Linked DNA regions of Mus musculus: region 1 is linked to region 2. The links are chromatin loops, found by intact Hi-C in ENCODE. Cell type or tissue: left cerebral cortex. All regions are shown on one strand.

Evidence for each region. A loop is a pair of places that touch in the nucleus more often than their neighbours do. Peaks named below come from ENCODE experiments on the same cell type or tissue, not always from the same donor. Only the 100,000 strongest peaks of a DNase experiment are listed, where the experiment ranks them.
Region 1: it touches region 2 in a loop (2.5-fold over the local background); 1 of 42 quality-filtered maps calls a loop at or near these places.

Annotation. Positions count from the first base shown.
Region 1 is chr19:16,257,354-16,265,353 of GRCm38, forward strand. All of the region lies in intron 2 of Gnaq (guanine nucleotide binding protein, alpha q polypeptide), which reads left to right. Among named protein-coding and RNA genes, the nearest start is that of Mir496b, 54 kb to the right of the region's middle. In left cerebral cortex, a CTCF peak has its summit at 3,271 (motif pointing right); DNase peaks (open chromatin) are centred at 1,839, 2,870, 3,271, 3,814 and 3 more places; H3K27ac peaks cover 3,476 bases.
Region 2 is chr19:16,340,911-16,348,910 of GRCm38, forward strand. All of the region lies in intron 5 of Gnaq (guanine nucleotide binding protein, alpha q polypeptide), which reads left to right. Among named protein-coding and RNA genes, the nearest start is that of Mir496b, 30 kb to the left of the region's middle. In left cerebral cortex, a CTCF peak has its summit at 1,976 (motif pointing right); DNase peaks (open chromatin) are centred at 1,991, 4,792, 5,121, 6,008 and 1 more place; H3K27ac peaks cover 1,952 bases.

The DNA of each region.
Region 1 (8,000 bases), 84 kb before region 2:
CAGCTTTGGAGTCAGGGTTGGCAGCAAGCTCCTCTACCCGCCCTTTACTCTCATACCAGCCCGGTTACTTTTAAAACAGCACTTCTATGAGAGCCCTGAAGTAGGCTGTAGAATCAGCATCGGCCGGCTTCTGTCCTCTGGATACACAGGCTGCTGGACAGAAAGACAGGAAGTAGAGGTCGATGGAAGGAGCTTTGGCAGAGTATAGACTAAAGATGCATTGGGTGTGCACTGCAGGTGGCAGACCTTGGACTTTAGGGTGGCAAATAATGATAGTAACAAAGAAAATGGGCATTGCAGAAGAGGTTGTGCCTTTTTGTTGTTTGTTGGCACAGTTTTCTCTATTCAGCTCTGGCTAATCTAGAACTCACTTATATAGACCAGAGTAGACTCAAATTTGTGGTGGTCTACCTGCTTCTGACTTCCAAGAATTGGGATTATAAGTACATACCACCACACCCCACTGAGGCTATGTTGTTTGTAGTGAGATTTAATTAAGTCCATTTTTTACCTTCCTCTCAGTAAAAGTGAATTATTTCTATTAACTAAGCCCAATAAGAGATCAGAATAACCAATCATATTCTCACCATGTTGCTGTCTTATGTACAGAACAAGATCATAATAGTTTTTACGTGAAAATTATTAAAGTATTATAATTTTCATCACCCCTCCTAAAATGCTAGTTTGGGAAAAGACAAACATAGATTATTCATTTATCTTTTTCTTACATGGCCAGTCTCCTAACTTGGAAATAATGCAGCAGTCTCAGTAAGTGTGAATGCATTAACTTGCCAGTTGACAGTTCTACCCCAGTGTCCAGTGTCCTGAGAAAAGGAAGTGACTGGCTTTCCCTGCTCTTCCCACCATGTAGGATGCTAACAGGGCTATTTCTAAAACCACTGTGAAACTCATGAGAAGCCAATAGTAATAGCAAGCATCAAACTGTCAGGCTCTGCAGTATGCAGCAAAAAATACATGATACTTGGACAAGAGCACAGGCTATGCCATACTAGAGAGCCAGTCAGTGCAATGTCCCAGGAGCCCAGGAGCTGTGGAAATGGTGCTGAGGATTGCAGCCCCCTACTTGCTCATGGGACTTGCCCATTGTTTGGAATGTGAGTGTTGATGAGTGGTCATCTCATCTGCTTCCAAGGATCAGTTTTTTTGGCTCACATGTAAGAAAGTTAATCTAGCTGAAAGGATTTATTACATTTAATGTATTGTGAAAAAAATCTATTTTAATTGATTTTTTCCCCCTTCAGTTACTCTGTATGGAGAATTTTGACCTTTTAAGGTTCTATTTTGTGATTAAGAAGGAGTGAAAATCAGGTAGAGAATACGGTTGTTATAGCTCATATGCTCACTGCTTTCCATACTTTTTAATTGCTTTCTTAGAGACAGAAGTTAAAGCCAGCTCACTAATTTATGACCAAATGACCTGGGGCAAAGCCCATTCTTTCAGTGAAGTAGAAATGCTAATAATATTTACCTTATAGGGTTATTGGGGAACTCTTAAGAGATAAGGATCAAGCAAGAGTTAATAGCTAGTACTTAGCATACAGGCACACACCCAGGTAGCAAAACTCTTCTGAAACACTGGCTGTAAACCAGCTTAGAGGTTTAAGGCAGTCTTAGGAGGTGTGGTGTTTATTTACCCATCAGTTTAGATTTATAACAGCAGCTACCCCAGTATGATAGACCCCCCTTTATTGGCTTAGGTGGAGTTCTGAAACATCATTTCATTGGTGCTTAACAATGTAAAAAGGAAACTGAGTTATCATCCTGTGAGAGGGGTTCAGCACCATGCCTAACTTCCCAGTATGTGGGTGTGCCTAGTTGGAGGAAGCTGGCTGAGGCTTTGTTTGGAGTTGAAGTCCTGCCACTCCCTGTAGGAAAAGGAGCTCTACACACTGCTTGCTGTCCTGCTCCTGAGAGGAGACCAGATATTTCTACCTAAGGAACCTAAAGACCCCAATCTACCTGCCAAGTCCTCATGCCAGTTTCCTTAACATTTCAGGGGCAATAAAACACAAAAGCAGTAGTTTACTGTTTTATGTTTATTGGTAGGCATACAGGGCAAGTATTTGGTTTATATTTCTAGCCATACCACCCCAAGTTTTAAATACGTGAAACAGTGATCCTGGTAGTCAGAGGGGGCAGACGATTTTACAGCTGGCATGTAGTTAACTGGTTTTCAGAAACACTGCTGCATATCGGGAAATGCTTAGTGTATGGGCCTCTGTATTTCTCTCTTCTCTCCTGCTGAAGAATAGCAGTAGTGAGGTGAAGCGAGTAGACAGGCCCTACTGTGCTGTGTTTGATTCCCAACAACTGGTGTGGTCAGTAAGGCCCTCTGTTAAACCACGCCTGTGAGAGATTTTATTATGTGAAAGATTGAGGGGTGCCATTCAGCACGACTCCTGATTCTGGGGGAAGCAGGCTGGTTTCTGAGTACAGTTTCTGAAGCTCTTTCTTTATATTGTACTTGGCTTTGATCTGTAAGAGTAGATATTTTCCAAGGTGTTTGTCCATTTCAAGCTTCTTGAGGGAAGCAAACACAGGAAGTAATTAGCAGATGAGTCAACGAACTTGCTTGTGGTGCCCACCCAGGCTTTAGCCTGATAGTTTATCTGCGTAGATAGTGGCCTCTGCCAAAGGTCTGTAGGGACAGCAGAGCTGGTGCACTATGGCTGAGCCTAGTAAAGATCTAGGCTGCATTTATATGTACCTCTTCCCCATACCCTGAATGTGTGGGTTAGCATAGCCGAGAGCTTCTTCACTGAAGAGGCTGTGTTGTACAGAGATGTCGTTTCTGGCAACATCTAAGTGGGTACAGATCATGTGTCTGTCTAAGAATGGGAAGAAGTTACTTATAGAGCAACAGTACAGCTATCTTGACTCTCCTTTGTCGCAGTGAACAATCTGCTCCAGCTCCAGCAGAGAATTCAGTTTCTAGTCACATTACTGGTTCAGAGAATCACATGGAACCAACTGTCTCACCCTTCCTGCTGCTCTCATGGTGCCGCCCATGTTCTAATAAGGTTATTTTAAAGCTGAGATATATTGATTAGCACTCCCACCGTGAATGTCTGAAGAGGTATAACATGTGTTCAAGGGAGTTCTAAGGATAAAGGGATGCATTTCCCAGAGGCTTAGTTAAACACCAGTTAAAATGGACAGTCCCTTTTCCTTGCCTCAAAAAATTATTTATTTTATTGTATGGGCATGTTGCCTTGCATGTACATCAAATGTATGCAGTACCTAAGGAGTCCAGAAGAGGGCATCCCCTGGAACTGAAGTTACCGAGTATCTTGAAGCCCCTATGTGCTTGCTGGGAATTAAGCTTCTACCTTTTGGAAGAGAAGCCAGTGCTCTTAACCACTGAGATATCTCTCCTGCTCAGTCTCTTTATTTTACACACTTAGCATCTAATTTTACCCTCATACTTCTAGACGAGTGGGATAAAGAGGTGTATGTAGAGATGGGGTAGGAGCTAGGAGAAGATAGAGTGAGAATGTCACCAAACCTGAGCCATTGCCTTTTACCCAGAACAGCAGCAGGTGTTAGAGTCCAGAAAAGGAAGTAGACCTGGGAAGGAAGACTCATTTTTTTACTGTGTTTGTCAACTTACCTGAGGCCAGTCAGAGACTAATAGTTGTGTGAACTGTCCCTTGTAGCACAGCTACTTGATAAAAACAGGCATGGTGGATGGCATTAGTAATATTCCTGATAACCACGGTGGCCATGAGCTACAGGTGTAGATGCCACAGATGTTGGGCTATGTCCATGGTTTATGTAGTGCCTAGCCTCAGCTCTGCTTTTAGATATCTGTCTTTTTCTTGGCTTCAGGCCCAGAAGCAGCCTTGTAGCTGATAGCCACTGTCATTCTGTACACATCATTTCTTCTTACCCTGCTCTCTCTTCCCAGCCTCCACCCAGCCTCACTCCAGGGATTCTAAAATGCTCAGCTCTAAACTCTCATTTGCAGTAAGCAACTTAACAATTATATTTCATCATTGCTTTCATTTGGGAGAAGTTTTTAACTCCTAGGGGCACTACAAATAAATATAAAATAAATATGCATTTCTGTTATTAGCTCTAATAGGGAATACATACTATTATTTCCCTTAGGGTTACAGCCAGTCTTCAAAAAGGATAATAAATATAATAAGGTTTCTTTTCTTCAGAAGTTCATCCACCCTGGAGCTGTCAGCTGCCATTCCTTGTCTGTGAAAACAAGAAGATAGTTCATACTGAAATTGTCCCGGTCCGTCAACTGGCTGGCCTAAGTGGGGCTTGCAACACGCTCAACACCTGGTGGGAAGAGTACAGACCCTGCTCTGTTGCACTTTCAGATCCTTGCCTCCCCTGGGAGCAGATTCTGCTGCCTGGTCCCTCCCTCCCTCCAGTGTCTTTATGAGAATGTCCTCATGACCTGGCCTATCCTTTTCCAGATATGCCTCCCGCAGACTCCACCTTACACTTCCTCTTCTTTCATTGTCAGCGCTGGCCCCTGAGAGATGGCACTGTCAGTGTGCCAAGCTTTCAGATAGAGTATCAGCTTCTTATTCCCAACGTCTCACTCACGCGAATCAGTATTGTATCTACAGAGGTAGGTTGCTGCTTAAAATAGTCTAAAACCTTAACAGTCTTTTAAAAATGTTTCTCCACTTTTTAAGGCTTATTTTATATACATACATGTTTTGCCAGCATATATTCATGTGTACCACATGAGTGCCTAATGCTGTAGAGGTCAGAGGAAGTGTTAGATCCCCTAGAACTGAGTAACGGATGGGCAAGCCACCATGTGGGTGTTGGGAATCCAACCTGGATTCTCTGCAAGAAAGAGTAACACAAGTGTTCTAACCCGAGGGGTCCTTCCAGCCGTCTTAACAATCTTTTTGAATGTGATCTTGGCCTTTTTCTTTCTCTGGGCTTTGGTGTGGTGTTCCTATTTGTGGAACAGTAGATGGTTAGATGATCTCTCTGTCAATCAAACACATGTGTGATTGAGAATTAAATGTGTCAAAATATATTAAAGCGTGCTTTTATTCTATAGCTCATAATAAATTGTGTGTTTGCATTATGAGTTTCCTAAAATGAAGAACAGTGTTCTATGGGAGAGCTGTGTCATACGCACATTTAGCATATGGCAGATTCCATTTATACACATGCTGTTCCCTCCAGAGCTAAGCCTTGGCTTGTATTCCTCCAGTGAAGGGAAGCTGCAGCTGAAGCACTGCTGTGAAACAAACGGAACTCTCACGTTTGGCTCTCAAGCTTCACAGAGCTTAGACCCTAGTAGTTCAATGGCAATTTGACCATGATTTTAGAATGTTTGTAGAGAATGTTGACCATTTGTACTTTTGGTCTGCTTGCTTTCTGTGTTCTGAGGCTGGAGTCACTCAGCTAGGTGCTGGGCGGGTGCTGTAGAAGTGTTAACCTGAAATAGAACCTGTGACAGAGACAATTGCTACCCAGGAAGTCTTCGTGGACACTTGTGTTACCTATTATTCGATTTGAGTAAATTACTAAAATGTATTCCTTATTAGTCCTGGAATAAAATAAAGTCCCAAACTCAATGTGCATGAGATCATTTGGGGCATAGGCAATGTTTTGTCCAAGGTTCCAGTTGCTCTCCTGCATATGGCCATTTATGGCAATGCACATACACCCTGGGAAAGCTCAGCACTGCTTAGGGTGAAAACAAACAAGAAAAGAAGCACCAACCTAAAACTCAGTTGTCCTATAGGAGACTCCTTTGCTCTGTAGCAATCCCAGAGCTGAAGGAACCATTAGGTTTATATTTGGCCACAGCAGTACAGTCGTAAAGTTGTGCCTGCATAGACAGTATCAGGATAAGTAAATTTATAACAAACTGAACAACTGCCATGTCCTCCACATGTCCTCCTCTGGATAGATACTGGAGTTAAACTTGATAGTGCATCACCCCGTGTTTACAGAAAATGGATGAGAAGCATCATTTGAATACCTTGCCTAAGAAGATATGAAAAGGCTATTGAAGACTCTTCTGAGATTTCATCATAAAATAGTATAACCCCACCCCAACAAAACAAAACAAATCTTTATAATCTTTTGAATCAGAGAAGGAAAAACTGTTTAAAAAACTGTTTGAAAAATGGCTTTTTAAAACATGGCGTTTATGTTTAGTGTGTGTGTGTGTGTGTGTGTACAGGTCATGGTACACATGCAGAATATAACTGTCCTCTCCTTTCACTATGTGGGCTCTGGGGATGGAGGCCTGAAGCACATGTCTATCTACTGAGCCACATCACTCCCCTCCCCCAACGGCATTTCCAAACTCTATATTTAACCCATCTTCTCATAGAAATGGTTATGTTCATCTTTGATACAAAAGTAGAATCCATAGTGAATATCCTATATCTGAGGGGCTGCTTGGGGACCAGAAGTATTTTGGATCCCCCCCCCCACCTGATTCTGAAATGGATGCATGTACATGATGAGTTATATTGGGGATGAGGCCCAAGTCTAAATAGAAATTCATTTATGTTTGTCTATATCTTACACACACACATTCGGAACACACTTAATTTTTTAAAAAATTGTTTTGCTCATGAAATGAAGTTTCATGTTGTATTTCCCACTGTGATGTGCATGCTGAAAGTTTTCATATTTTGAGCATTTTTGGATGTAAAGATTTTGGAGTTTGAATGCACAACTTGTATTGATAGTGAATAATGGTTCTGAGTTATGAAGAGTTCAGAGCTTGGTAAAGAACATAATATTATTTAGGACTGCCTTAAGAAAACAATATTAGCCGGGCAGTGGTGGCTCACACCTTTAATCCCAGCACTTAGGAAGCAGAGGCAGGAGGATTTCTGAGTTCCATGCCAGCTTGGTCTACAGAGTTAGTTCCAGAACAGCCAGGGCTACACAGAGAAACCCTGTCTCAAAAAACCAAAACCAACCAACCAACCAAACAAATAAATAAAAACCAATATTAGAAAAAGCTACAATTCTTTGTTAACTAGTGGTTGGTTCTTTCGGTATTCCCTAAGCTTTCAGCATATATTGTAGGTAGAGCCACAGGTTTTTAACATAAGTTATCGAAGAAATAATGTGCTTCCAATGAATGTCCTCATATTTCCTGTACACAGTGAGGTGCTAGGACAAATGATTCTGTTATGTGCCCGCCTGTGCCATCAACGAGGGAGCATTTCTACCACAGTGTCCATTGTCCATTAGTCTCCAACACACTGTCCCATGTCTATGGCATTAGTCTCCTGCCCATTGTCATCTAATTTTGGTTTCTGTGACTAGATTCATTTTATCTATTCTTGGATTCCACCGGAATGGAATCTTACTGTATGGATCATCTATGTTAATATACTACATTAACATCATTCTCCAAGGTTTTTATGCATGCTCATATGTATCAGTGGGTTCCCTCCACCCCAACACACATTTTTTGGTTGTCTCTTAGTTTCCTTTTTAGGGTAACCCACAACTCACTCACTCAGCTTTCTGTGGGCATTTGAATTCATGTTTTTTTTATTGGCATATATTAATTCAATAAAACAGTATTTCATTGTGACATTTTATTGTTGTTTTGGACACTGTTTTACTCCAGGTGAGCATCCCTAGGGTACAAGTATGCTAACCTAGAAAAGATATAAAACTCAAATATATGAAGCAAATGTGTCTGTCGGTATGGTATAATTTGATTATCTACAAAGGGAAATATCCAAATAAACTCCAGTAATGACTAAACTCAATTGAGCTGTTGGCCTCAAAGTTGAGTTTTTAATTCTGCCCTTAAAAACTCTCATAATAGTAAGATACTTTGACTTGTTGAAAAGAATTACATTAAGGAAATCTATTATCTGGTTCTTCTACTTAGTTTTTAATTACAGGTGATTCAAAGGCCTCAAAGACAAAGTAGGAAGTAGCCAAGTTAAGGAGTATTTTGTAGGTGGCATTATAAAGTTTGGATTTTTTTCTAGAATCACTTGAACATG
Region 2 (8,000 bases):
GTTCAATTCCAAGCACTCATAGAGGCTCTTAACCCTGCTTATCTGTCACTCTAATCTCGGCAGATCTAGTGCCTTCTTGCCTTCGAGGGCACTGAACAAATGTGGTACAGGCAGAACAGCCATAGACAAATAAATGAATGAATAAACAAATAAAATTAAGCAGATCAAGGAGTTTCCTGGAGTGAGGGAGACAGCTGATGAACACAGGATTTGTGCCAGCACTTGTTGTCCATCTTAGATGAAAGTTTCAGAGCTGTAGCCTAGTGTTACAGATTGCCCAATGAAATGCCTGGATCCAACTCACTAGAGTCTAGACAGTTTTCACCATCTGGGGTCTTCAGTGCCATCTACTTCTTCCTTTTGTTTGGAAGAACTTACCTTGTAACAGGAAATCTACATTCTATAAAACTTAAAGCTGTTGCTTATTCTCTTCTCCATAGTAATAATAGCATGTGTATATGTCTGGGTGTGCTGTTTAATAGTTCAGGTTGCCTGGAGCCCCCCTGGTTGGCACAGGGCTGGGTGATATAACTGCCCCTTTCAGGGTTTCTTTTATTGCCTTGATTGAATATATTACAGTGACATTATCTATAAAGAAAAGCAATGGAATTTTAGGCTTTTTTTTTTTTAACTAAAACAATCTGAGGTGTCACTTAAAAAACAAAACAAAACGAACAGAAACCCTAGGAATAGTCTAGGGAGATGGCTCAGAAGGTGAGAGCAAGCATGCGGACCTGAGTTTAGATGTCCAGCATCTACATAAAAAGCCAGGTGTGGCTGTGCATACCTGTAGCGTCCGTGTTGTGGGGCAGAGACAGGAGGCTCTGCGGAGTTCTTGCTGTCAGATTAGTCTAAACGATGAACTTCCAGTTCTGTGAGAGACACTGTCTCTAGCAATAGGGAGAAAATGATGGAGACCCATGACATCCTGCTCTAACTTGCCCATGGCCATTGGGCCCTCACACCTGTACAATCACATGTATGCAGCACACACATACACACACACAGCAGTAAGACAGAAATGTATTTCCTGAGACATTGGACACTTAGGATGTTGTACTCCTGAGCTGTCCCTCACTAAGGAGCAGAGAAGTAGAAAGAATCCAACTGCCCTGGTTGAGACAAAGCTCCACCCACAGGCTGAGTGATCTCAAACACTTACTTTCTCTGTGTTAACAGCTTTAATGTAAGCACCTAAGATATTGGGTACTTTTTCTATTGTTGGGAGGAAGTGCATTCAGAAACAACCAAAGGACAGAGGTTTTCCTGGGCTCGTGGTTTCTGAAGGCAGAAGGTGTGATGGGGTTCTTGGTGGGGAGAACATGTGGTAGATTCCCCATGGTACTAGACAGAGAATCGTGTAGACAGGAGAAGGATATAGAAGTCTTCTTCAACACCCAGACCCCACTTCTTAAGGGGCCCACTCTCTTAAGAATAGGACCACAAGCTGGCAACTGGGAGTCCAAAAATGAGCCTGTGGGGGCCATCGCAGATTCAAACTGTAATAATGATGCTATTTGTCTTTTGTTGTAGGGAATATTAAAATAGGTAATAGAGAAACTACCGAGAACACGTAAATATCAAGTACATGATAGCTCACATCATCAATAATTTTAATGGAGAAATTGAGACAACTTCCATCTGTAAAATCACCTGCTAATTTAGTTTTAAGAGAGTTTTCTCATTCAATAGATTTAAGCATTTACTATATAAGATTCAGGTATGAGAAAAACACTGTATGAAAGCCAAAAACATGAAAATCTTTGTGTTAGAAAATTCCTTCCAAGCTAACAGAACAGAAGGTAGAAATATACACCAAAATGGAAAATACTAAAAACAACACAGCTTTTAAAATGCAATTACTTAATAACAAAATGTTTGGTACTTCTTTTTTAATATAAATTTTTGTGATTTTTATTTATCTTCATGCATAGGGTGGTTTGTCTTTGCACTATGTGCATGCATTGCCTCTGGAGACCAGAAGAGGGCATCAAATCCCCGGGAATCGGAGTTTGAGATGACTGGGTCTCAAAAATTGAATCCAGGGTCTTCTGGATGAGCAGCCATATCTCCAGCTCAATTTTTCATATTCTGTTTTGGGGAATTTCATACATAATTACTGTATTTACATCAATCATTGCAGAGGTAGCTCCTCCCCTCTCCCCTCCAGCTCTTCCTATGTCATTGCCCTGCCCACACATACATGCACACACTCCCTCTCAAATTCATGATCCCTTTTATTTTATAATTAGTGTTATATATATATATTAGCATTGCTCATATGCCCTTGTGTATAGCGCTGAGCACTTGATTAGACAAATCATAGTGGAAAAGACTGAATTTTCTCTTCTCAGTAGCCATAATTGCCTGTAGCTTCTCATGTAGGGTTGGGGCCTTGTGAGATTTTTTTTCCCCTCTATGCTGGCATGTCATTTTTCAGGGCTTGTTTAGGTGACCATAATTTTGAGATTTCATGGGTGCAGATTCCCTACTATATTTGGGATACATTATCTCACAGAAGTTATCCTGGGACTCTGTCTGTTAAAACCTTCCACCTTCTGTTTGTTACCTCTGCATCTGTTTGATTGTTCACTGTGTTTATGTTAGTCATAGCTTTGTAGCTGGAGCTCATAGGAGCCCATGTAACCAGGAAGAACCAAGGGCTGCTGCTCTCACTAGGAGTTGAGAGTACTCTTGCTTCCTTATTGTCTGGTTCCTAAATCATGTCTTCTTAGTCTAACAACCCAAGAACAAAGGAAGTGTTCACTCTGTCCTCATTCGGATACAGCTTAAGTTTCCACAGGGGTGTATGTGGCTCCCACTGTGATAGTAATAATAAATGGTAAGAATGTTTTAGAAGAGGAATCTACTCAAAGGTGACTAGGTTACTAAGGACTTCACTTAGAGAAAAATCAGTGTTGGTCTCACAGGATGAATTGTTAATGAACAAGACTGACTGGTGGCCACATTGATAGAGCTACATCATGTTAGAATTCCAGCCTCCAAACTGGACTGAGACAAGCTCTCTTATGAGGCAACTCTTATAAGAGAAAGCATTTAATTCGAGGCTTGTCTGCAGTTTCAGACATTTAGTATAACCATCACGGCAGGGAGTATGGTGATAGGCAGGCAGGCCTGGTACTGGAGAAGTAGATGAGAGCTACATCCTGAACTGCAAGTAGAGACAGACAGACAGACAGACAGACACACATACACACACACACACACACACACACACACACACACACACACACACTCACAGGACCTGATTTGGCCTTTTGAAACCTCAAAGCCCATTCCTAGTGACACTTCCTCAAACAAGGCCATATCTCATCATCTTTCTGAACACTACCGTTCCTTGGTGATTAAGCATTCAAATATATGAGCCTGGGGGATGGGAGGAGGGGGTGGGATGTCATTCTTATTCAAACCACCACAGCCTGTAAATGTTTTGTCTTAACACATTGAGTGAGTTGGAAACCCTTTTTGGGTTGTAGGTTCTAAGTGTTAAATCATGAACACCATCTTTAAGATAGAGAAATGGAATAGATGTAAATGCAACCAAGCTGCAAGTACCAAAGACTATTATACTCAGAAGAATCACTGTCTTATGGGACCTTTGTTTCTACTCTGGGGTGGGTGGGTGTGTTGGTTGGTTGGTTGGTTGGTTGGTTAAAACAGGGTTTCATGCAGCCTAGGCTAACCCCAAATTTGTGCGTAGCCAAGGATGTGCTTGAGTGAATTCCCAATTCTACTTCCACCTCCCAAGGGCCAAGAGTGTAGGCATATGCCACCATGCAAGTTCCGTTCTAAAGTGTGTGTGTGTGTGTGTGTGTGTGTGCGCGCGCGAGAAGGTAGTTTTCTTGTTGCTCAGACTGTTCTTTGTTCTCATTTTCATTTCGGCAGTAGGAGGAAGGGGGCATGGAGCCTGGAGCAGTTACAGTACATAATTCTTTCTCTGCTGAACTTAGGCTTTTGTTGTTGTTTTGGTTTTCCCATAATTTTTTATTATTTATATATTTACATTCCAAATGTTGCCCCCCCCCTTCACGGTCCCTTCTCCATGAGTTCTTTTCCCCTTCCCCCTCACCTTTGCTTCTGAGAGAGTGCTCCCCGCACCCAACCACCCAACCACTCCATTTCACCCCACTAGCATCTCCCTTCCCTGGAACATCAAGTTTCTACAGGATTAAGTGCATCCTTTCCCACTGAGGCCAGACAAGGCCGTCCTCTGCTATGTATGTGCAGGGGCCACCGACCAGCCCATGTATGCTCTTTGGTTGGTGGCTTAGCCTCTGAGAGCTCCAAGGGGTCCAGTTACTTGATACTGTTGTTCCTCCTATGGGCTTGAAATCTCTTTCAGCTCCTTCAGTCCTTCCCCTAACTCTTCCACAGGGCTCCTGACCTCAGTCCAATACTTGGCTATAAGTATCTGCATCTGTCTGAGTCAGCTGCTGGTAGAGCCTCTCAGAGGACAGCCATGTTAGCCATGTAGAGCCATGGCGCTCTGCTTCATTCTGTCCCTGCATTTCCTTTAGACAAGAACATGTGATGCTTCTGTATTTTCCTTTCTGTTTAAAGTTACATTAGCTGTGTTCCTCCTGATTAGTGCACACTGTTAGTACACGTAGTTTACAACTGATCTGTGTGTTTGCCCCAGTTACTGGACTAGTGTGCCCAGTGAAGTCATTCAGAAACTGTCATTGAGCCATGGCCATCCTGACTGGTAGCTTAATATAAACCCAATGGCCCCCATCTCACTACCTCCACATCCCTTAAATAGCTTGCCGACAAAAGGCAACATAGAATCCAAATGCTTCCAGCATGATTCCCATCTGTGCTTCCTCTGCCTTGCATAGAGTTGCCCATAGAGCTGGGATGCCACAACTTGTAAAGTATGAAGGACTGGATTTGAAATGGCCTGTTTTATGATTAAATTGCCAGTGCTCAATAAGAGTCATTTTACAGAGACACAAAAAATAGATAACCTTTGTTCAGTTTCAGGAAAATAGCCAGACTATTGTCAGAACAAGAGATGTTTAGAGCCTCTGGCTACCAGAGACATGGTTTGGAATTTCAGAAGCCAGGTCACACCTAAGTAGAGCGGATTCCAGAGGGAGAAGAGGAAATGCAGCCCTGCTCAGAGAGGAGCCTCTGTGCTCAAGGCTTGTTGTGGACCCAGGACAAGTTTCTGGTGTCTGTGCTTGACTGATACCTGGTCTCAGTTTGTGGCGGCTTGCAGTGGGAAGTAGCATCTTTGCCTGTCCTTCACAAACACTTCCGGTGTTGGGCACATAATGAGTGAACCATCCCATGCATTCCACTCCTACCCAGCATAGGTCCTGGGTATGCATCACGAGGCACTGGCTGATGTTTTCATTGCAGTTGCCATAAGTACCATAGGTTGTCTAAGACCCACAGCTCACTAAAGATACAGGCCTCAAGATGACCAAGAGGTCATCAAGATGGCCATTTGGCTTAGGGCTACTCAAAGTGTTTAAAACAGCATTGAAGTACGCCTGAAGAACAAGTTCCTAACCTGAACATCTATAGGTAGGCGTCTTCAGAAAACATCCTTAGAATAAAGATATGCCTCACAGAAAATGTTCTACTGGTGTGAGGGCCATTGGCTTTAACTGGTGGCTGTGTTACAAAGAAACTGGAGGTATGGAGCAGCGAGTGGCAAGAGGTGACTGCAGGTCCCAAGCCCAGTGTTGGGCCCACAATCTATTGCTGCTTGGTAGGCTGAGAGGAGGCTGTTTCTGGCATTGAGTTGAACATGGAATAAGAAGGCTCTGGCACTTTCTATTTGTTAAGCACCTGCCATGGTCTAGGGAACATGACCTCCATGATCCATATGGATCTCCTGACATGATGCCCCATCACAATAAAGGAGCTTAAGGCTTGAAGACCATAGGGCTTTCTTGAGTCATTCAGTGTTCATTTCCTGTTAACAATGCAGAGTGCCTCAAATTCCAAAGGAGCAGTTGTAGGACCTAGTTATTATTACATATATCCCAATCCCAGATCGGCTACCATCAGTGTTGGAGACTCTAGGGCCTCAGTTTACTTGGCTGTGTTTGGGTTAAAGTAAAGGTTCACTCTAACTAAACACATGAAATAGGACAGTCAGTGGCATGTTGTTGGTGTTACATAAGTGATTATTATAATGTGATGGTGATAATTCCAGATCCAGAAAGATGAAAATCTAGTTCCCTTCACAGTGTTGCTGTTTATCCAGAGCCCAGACTTAAAAGCTACAGCTTCAGAGCATTCACTTTCAGTGAATCCCCACATGCAGGCCTTCTTTCCAAGGCCCATGCCAGGGGCACAGACGGTAGGAGGCGGGCTGCATGACTGTGAGATCTAGCAGTCTTGATTAAGTGTTAGGCTAGGCTAAAATAGAAAGAAAACCCTATGAAAGCAGACCACTTCGACATAGAAATTGTTCCTTCACTTCTAGGCAACTTTGTTGTCTTGCTCTGTGTGTGTGTGTGTGTGTGTGTGTGTGTGTGTGTGTAAAAACAGGAAAATGCATCTCCTGAGATGTCAGTATTCTCATCCCATTTTACCAGGCTGTACTACAGGCCTTAAGAAGAAATCTGAAAAATAAATTTTGAGTATTTAACTTTATATAAGAACAGAGAGCATTTGGGAAAGAATTTGGGAAGACACAGTAGCTGTGTCACTTTTGGTTGATGAGCCATGCCTTTTGTAGACCCTCAGAGGAGCATCAGGAGTAACTTGTCACACACAAGAGCAGAGTGCACTTACTGGAGCAGTAATTCCTCTGAATATATCCTGTCCCCCTGTGTATGACATCTCCAGATGTTACTTTGTAGACATATGTGGGCTGCTGTTGGTAACTACAGAGCGATTTATATCCACCCCAGCATCTGAACACCTTGGAATTCATACCTGTAGCCCACCAAGCTGGGCATTTGCATAAGATAAGCACATTTCTCTCATCTGGGTCAGACTCAATGGAAAGCAGACTGCTCCCCACGCCCACTGTGATAGTTTGTATATGCTTGGCCCAGGGAGTGGCACTGTTGAGAGGTGTGGCTCTGTTGGAGTAGGTATATCATTGTGGGTATGGGTTTTAAGATCCTATTTCTAACTGCCTGGAAGACAGTATTTTGCTAGCAGCCTTCAGATGAAGATATAGAACTCTGAGCTCTGCCTGCACCACGCCTACCTGGACACTGCCATGCTCCCACCTTGATGATAATGGACTGAACCTCTGAACCTATAAGCCAACCACTATAATTCCTTTATAAGACTTGCCTTCCTTGGTCATGGTGTCTGTTCACAGCAGTACAACCCTAACCAAGACACCCATCCCATGTCCATTATTGTTGAAAACCACAAGGGAGCACAGCGTTACTTGTTTCTCCAGGCTGCTTACAAGTAGACATTTCCCCTGTGAGAGCATCTCAGTAGTCACCAATAGCAATCTACTCTGAGCTGTGGGTCTTATAAACTACTGATACACGGGAGCTAGAAAACACTGAGAAAGGGCAGGGAAGAGTTACATGAAAGAGCTATAAATATGTCTTTGTTTTCTTCTTCATATTTTATTTCTCAACAGCAACTTTACATAGAAGAAGACACCCAACATCAGCCTCTGTCCTCTATACATGTGTGCACATACCTCACACGAACACATACACAAATTTAGAAAATAGGTTTTATTTAATACTTCACACTGATAATTAAAGTTTGGACAAATGTAATTTACTCTTTGTCCACTTTGAAGTAGTGGATTGTGTTGCAGTAAATCTCCTCCCAGATATGCCCTGGTAATAAAAACACGACACAGTTCATGTGATTACATGATGTGTACCTATATTGGGCAGATCTACCACTATGCTACCATCTTCTCCATCTATGAGACCCCTTAGAACTTGCAGTTTCTCCGGGCCATGTGCTTCTGCTCAGCTTTTCTTCTTCTTCCTCTTCCTCTGCATCCTCTCCCCCTTCCCTTTTCTCCCTTCTCT